Regions from separate parts of the Homo sapiens genome. Here region 1 is linked to region 2. The links are chromatin loops, found by intact Hi-C in ENCODE. Cell type or tissue: heart left ventricle. All regions are shown on one strand. Links, peaks and the distances in the headings refer to the core of each region. The heading gives the core; the rest is flanking DNA.

Region 1 (2,906 bases), core at 145-2,644, 77 kb before region 2:
AACAAATGTTTATCTCTCACAGTGCTGGAAGCTAGGAAGTCCAAGATGAAAGCTCCAGCATATTCAGTGTCTGCGAAAGGCCCACTTTCTGGTTCACTGATGGCCATTCTTTTGCTATGTCTTAATGTGGTGAAGGGAAAGGGATCTCTCTGGGTCTCCTTTTTAAGGGCACTAATCCCATTCGTGAAGAGCCCATCTCATCACCTAATCATTCCCAAAGGCCCACCTTCCAATACGATCAAATTACAGGTTAGGTTTCTTTTTTGAGAGAGAGTCTTGCTCTGTTACCCAGGCTGGAGTGCAGTGGTGATCATGGCTCACTATAGCCTCCAAATCCTAGGCTCAAGCAATCCTCCTGCCTCAGCCTCCTGAGTAGCTGGGACTACAGGCATGTGCCACCATACCTAGCTAATTTTTAAAATTTTTTGGTAGAGACGGGGTCTCACTAAGTTGTCCAGACTGGCCTCAAACTCCTGGGCTCAAGCGATCTTCCTACCTTGATCTCTCAAAGCCCTGGGATTATAGGTGTGAACCACTGCACCTGGCATGGGTTAGGTTTCAACATAAGAATCTACACAAACATTGAGATCATAGCTCTGAGAAACAACACGGAGAGGCTAATGACATTGAAAGATGAGATTTTTATTTCTTCCATTTCTCAAGATGAAGGGGCATACTACTGCTTGCAGGGCCACCTGGGGAAGCACCAGCAATAGTCAGAGGGCAGAAAGGACCGAGGAAAAAGCATAGGCCACAGCCTTTATTGTGTTTTCTGGGGGAAAGAAAGGCAAGGCAGGGGCAATAGTTTAGGACTGGCTAGTTTGAATCATGTTGGTGGGCTCTGGGGTACCGAGGTGGTTTCTTTTTTTTTTTTTTTTTTTTGAGATAGGATCTCCCTCTGTTGCCCAGGCTAGAATGCAGTGGCACGATCTCGGCTCACTGCAGCCTCGACCTCTCAGGCTCAAGCAATCCTCCTACCTCTCAGCCTTCCGAGTAGCTGGGACTAAAGGCATGCACCACCATGCCCGGCTAATTTTTGTATTTGTAGGGACAGGGTTTTGTTATGTTTCCCAGGCTAGTCTCAAACTCCCGGGCTCAAGCGATCTGTCCGACTTGGCCGCCCAAGCTCCTGCTCGCTGGGATTATAAGCGCAAGCCACCACGCCTGGCCTCAAGGTGCTCTTTAGTTTGGTGTCTGGCCCTAGATGATTTAGGACAGGAGAAATATTGGCTGCGTGTGTAAAACTTAGATGAAGGAAGGGCCATGCAGTGACTCACGCCTGTAATCCCAACACTTTGGGAGACCAAGGTGGGAGGATAACCTGAGTCCAGGAGTTAGTTGGAGACCAGCCTAGGTGACATGAGGAGATCCTGTCTCTACTAAAAAACTTTAAAACTAGCCACGTATGGTGGTGCATACCTATAGTCTCAGCACTTTGGGAAGCCAAGGTGAGAGGATTGCTTGAGCCCAGAAGTTTGAGATCAGCCTGGGCAAAATAGGGAGACCCTATCTCTACAAAAAATAAAAACTTACCCAGCATGGTGGCATGCATCTGTGGTCCTAGTTATGCAGGAGGCAGAGGTGGGAGGATTGCTTGAGCCCAGGAGGTGGAGGTTGCAGTGAGCTATGATTGCACCACTGCATTCCAGCCTGGGCAACAGAGTGAGACCCTATCTCAAAAAAAAAAAAAAAAAAAAAAAAAAGGTTAAATGAAGCAGTGGTTGGGGTTATGGGCTCTGGATCACAAGGACATGTAAATAACTTTGGCCGTTAGTTTGGCCCTGTGATTAATAGATACCAGGTAGAATCTAAAAAAAAAAAAAAAAAAAAAAAAAAAAAAACCGGTTAAAAAACACTCATGAGCTAGAATTTTTTTTTTTTGAGATGGAGTCTTGCTCTGTCACCAAGGCTGGAGTGCAGTAGTACAATCTCAGCTCACTACAACTTCCGCCTCCTGGGTTCAAGCTACTCTCATGCCTCTGTCTCCCGAGTAGTTGGGACCATAGGCACGCACCACCACGTTTGGCTAATTTTTTTGTATTTTAGTAGAGATGGGGTTTCACCATGTTGGCTAGGCTGGTCTCGAACTCCTGAGCTTGGGCAGTCTGCCCACCTCAGCCTCCCAAGGGGCTGGGATTACAGGCATGAGCCACTGCACCCAGCCTAGAATTTATATCTATTGAAACCCAAGAGGGAACACACCTGGGGGCCTGTTCTCAGATTGGGACAGCCTCCAGCCCCAGAAGCCCTGTCCTAGCACATACATCCAAGGGGCGGGCAGCCAAGCCTTCCCTTCCTCACATCCCATACCCCCTGCGACTCTGGGGTTGGCTACAGAATCACAAATGGTATCCCCCGGTCCCAGCACTGGGACTGAGTTTTGTATGGTGCCTGCCTGTTCTGCAGGGAAGAACACGGGGCTCAGCCAAACCCCAGCTCAGCCACTTCCCACCTGTGGTGACTTTGATACATGACTTCACCCCTAGGTCTCAGCTTCTCCATCCAAAAATGGCAGGTAACAGAACTCAAGAGTTGCTTATGGGCCAGGCATGGTGGCTTATGCCTGTAATCCCAGCACTTTGCGGGGGTAAGGCAGGCTGATCACCTGAGATCAGGAGTTTGAGACCAGCCTGGCCAACATGCTGAAACCCCATCTCTACTAAAAATACAAAAATTAGCCAGTGTGGTGGCAGATGCCTGTAGTCCCAGCTACCCAGGAGGCTGAGGAAGGAGAACCACTTGAACCCTGGAGGTGGAGGCTGCAACGAGCAGAGATCATGCGACTGCACTCTAGCCTGGGTGACAGAGTGAGACTCCTCCTCAAAAAAAAAAAAAAAAAAGAGTTGTTTATGGATGAAGGAGTGAGTGTGAAGATGCAGAAACAGCATCCGGCTTGTAATAAGCCT
Region 2 (2,906 bases), core at 192-2,691:
TCCGCTTTTTCGTCTGCAAACCTGGGCTGGTAATATCCCTCCCAGCTTTGCCCTTAGTAACAGGCCCTGGCTCAGTGCCTGGTTCAGCACTGCCGTTCAGTAAATGTCATGTCCCTTCCTTCCTGTCGTTCCTGGCTGTGTATGTTGCTGGAGGTCTTCTGAGGAGTGGTGTGAGTGAGCAGTCTCTAAGCGATGGGAGAAATCTGCTGCTGGCAAGTGAGTTGTGAAGCCTCTAATAGGCTCTCACTGGACCCTCTTCAACTGGGTTTGATGGCGACCCTGTCGGAGAGAGAAGGGAGGGTGTATCGTCCACTGTCAACATTCGGAAGCCTTCCTCTTTTTCTGGGGAAGGTGGTGTCGAGTAATTGAAAGGCTCTGCTGTAGAGTCAAGTCACCTGGGTACAAGTCCCAGTTCTGCAGCAAGTAACTTGACCTCTCCGAGCCTTGTGTTCTCATCTGTAAAATGGTCCGTATAATTCCTCTACAGTGGTCTGTCATGTGGAACAGGACCCAGCATTGCGGGGGCACGCCGCAAGTGGGACCGTTACCACTGTTTACACCAGAGCAAGGAGGAACTGGGGTAAAGGTGCAGAGGTTTGGGGTACAGGTAAGGAGAAGAAAAAGGCTGTCAAAGGGCTCATTCACATCATGGAGGTCCGGGTTCCTGCGCCACCCTTCCCTACGTGGGTAATCTGGGGCAGATTCCTTTATCCCTCTGATCCCGTTTCTTCGTCTGTAAGACACAGCTCCACAACTTCCTTCACTCAGTGGCTGTGAAATCCTGCAGGCAAGCCGCGTCGCATGGCCCCTGACTTCAAGTTTAGGGGAGCTGATGAGGTCACTCCCTGCTGGACAAGGGGTCTTCGGGGTGAAATGTCCAAATAAGAGAGCGGGGAGTGGACGCGCAAAGATGCGTCAAAAGGATGGAAAAGGCAGCTTTGCCCTTCGCAAACTGAGATCTCCTTTGTCCGCGAAGGGCTAAGAGCCTCAGGCTCGGGGGCCTGGTACCGGCGCGGGACGCCCGGAGGCCAGACCCGGAGCCGGCGGCGCGCAGAGCGGGGCGGCCCGGGGCGCGGGGCTGTGACCTCATCGGCCGGCGCCGTCCCGCGGGGCCATGAGATCATGAGATGCCGGCGCTCGCCGAGGAGTCGATTTGTTGGGAGCGCGGGGACAGCCGGCCGCCCGACGCGGTGATCTCATCCGGGCCCGGGGGAGGAGGAGGCAGGCGGCCGGGCCAGCCCGCGCCGCCAGGAGGGGGATTAATGGCTGCCGCCGGGTGGTGACGTCACCGGCAGCACCCGTTGCCAGGCAACGCGCGGCCACCAGCCCCGCCCCGCTGGCCCCGCCTCCTACCTGCTGCGCTTCTTTCCATCCTGGCTCGCCCTTCTCTTGCCTTTTTTCCTTTTTCTTTTGTATTGAGGCATAACTTACATACTGTGGAGTGCCCTAATTATAAAGCTCAGTGGATTTTTACAAACATATGTAATCACTCAGATCAAAGTATCAACAAAGCTGTCCGACAGAAATATAAGAGTAGTCACACAGACGATTTTAAATGTTCTAGTAGTCACGTTAAACAACTAGAAAGGAACAGGTGACTTTAATTTTAATACTATATTTTATTTAGCCTAATGTGTCCAAAATATTATTTCAACATGTAATCAACATAAAATTTTTAATGAGATATTTTACCTTTTGTTGTTTTTCTAAGACTTTGAAATTCCTTGTTTCTTTTGCTTTTAAGGGATATTGTTTGTTTGTTTGTTTGTTTTTAAAGACAGTCTTACTGTGTCTCCCAGGCTGGAGTGTAGAAGTACGATCATGCTTACTGCAGCCTCGACTTCCCTGGGCTCAGGTCATCCTCCTGCCTCAGCCTCCCGAGTAGCTGGGTCTACAGGCGTGCGCCATCATGCCTGGCTAGTTTTTGTAGAGACAGGATTTCATTATGTTTCCCAGTCTGGTCTCGAATTCCTGGTCTCAAGGGGTCCTCCTGCCTCGGCCTCCCGTAGTTCTGGGTTTATAGGTGTGAGCCACCATGCCCAGCTATCCCTGTGTATTTTAGACTTTCAGTACATCTCAATTCAGAATAGCCACATTTCAAGTGCTCCATAGCGACATGTGACCAGTGGTTACTGGATTGGCTGTGGTGGATATGGAACATTTCCGGCATCTGGAAAGTTCCTGTGTCCTCACTTCCCCCACCAGGGGTACCCATTATTCTGAATTTTATCATCCTTCAGTTATCCTTCCCTCTCTACCCCCATAGCTTGTATCTTTTCTTTCTCTTTCTCCCACATCTTACTTTATCTCCTAAGGTCTCCTAGGGTCTCCCTTTCTCTGTTTCTCAGAGTGGCACAAAGCCACTCTGGAAAATCAGGCTGGATTTAAATCCCGGCTCCACCACTGTCTAGCAACTTCGAACAACATACCCTGCCTCTTTGAGCCTCTCTCTCCTCACCAGTTAACAGGGGCAAATAATTTCAGTGTCCATCTCCTGGGATTGTCAGAGTCTGGGGACAGCCTGCAGGTACTAAGTGTTCAACCGAGAAACTCATCACTAAACTAGAAGCCAGCCCTAGTCCTTCTCTCTTTCCTCTTGTAATCCTCTCACTTGCTGGGTCTCCCACTCTGTTCTTCCCTCCCCTGCCTCTGTGTTTGAGCTTTCTCATCTAAGAAATGGGAACGCGTCATAACTACCTACAAGAGGAGCAATTGGTGTGCCGTTCCTGGCCCCTGGTAAGCGCTTAATACGGGGGTTACTCTTCCCCTGTTGCCTTCTCACCTGGACTCTGCCTCCTGGGTGTTCTTTCTCTTCTGGCCTCTAACTCTGCCATTTCTCTCTTCCTTTCTTCTGCCCCCAGCCCCATTTCCCCCTCCTGTTTCTATCCACTTCCCTCCTTCCTTCC

The links. Peaks named below come from ENCODE experiments on the same cell type or tissue, not always from the same donor. Only the 100,000 strongest peaks of a DNase experiment are listed, where the experiment ranks them.
Region 1: it touches region 2 in a loop (3-fold over the local background); 58 of 110 quality-filtered maps call a loop at or near these places.

The regions. Positions count from the first base shown.
Region 1 is chr12:116,741,404-116,744,309 of GRCh38, forward strand. All of the region lies in intron 3 of RNFT2 (ring finger protein, transmembrane 2), which reads left to right. Among named protein-coding and RNA genes, the nearest start is that of RNFT2, 4.5 kb to the left of the region's middle. In heart left ventricle, for the core only: no CTCF peak of the experiment used is centred there; no DNase peak of the experiment used is centred there.
Region 2 is chr12:116,818,337-116,821,242 of GRCh38, forward strand. All of the region lies in intron 7 of RNFT2 (ring finger protein, transmembrane 2), which reads left to right. Among named protein-coding and RNA genes, the nearest start is that of HRK, 62 kb to the right of the region's middle. RefSeq lists an enhancer at 787-836 and a silencer at 1,037-1,396. In heart left ventricle, for the core only: a CTCF peak has its summit at 1,219; a DNase peak (open chromatin) is centred at 1,205; H3K4me3 peaks cover 1,488 bases; H3K27ac peaks cover 1,466 bases.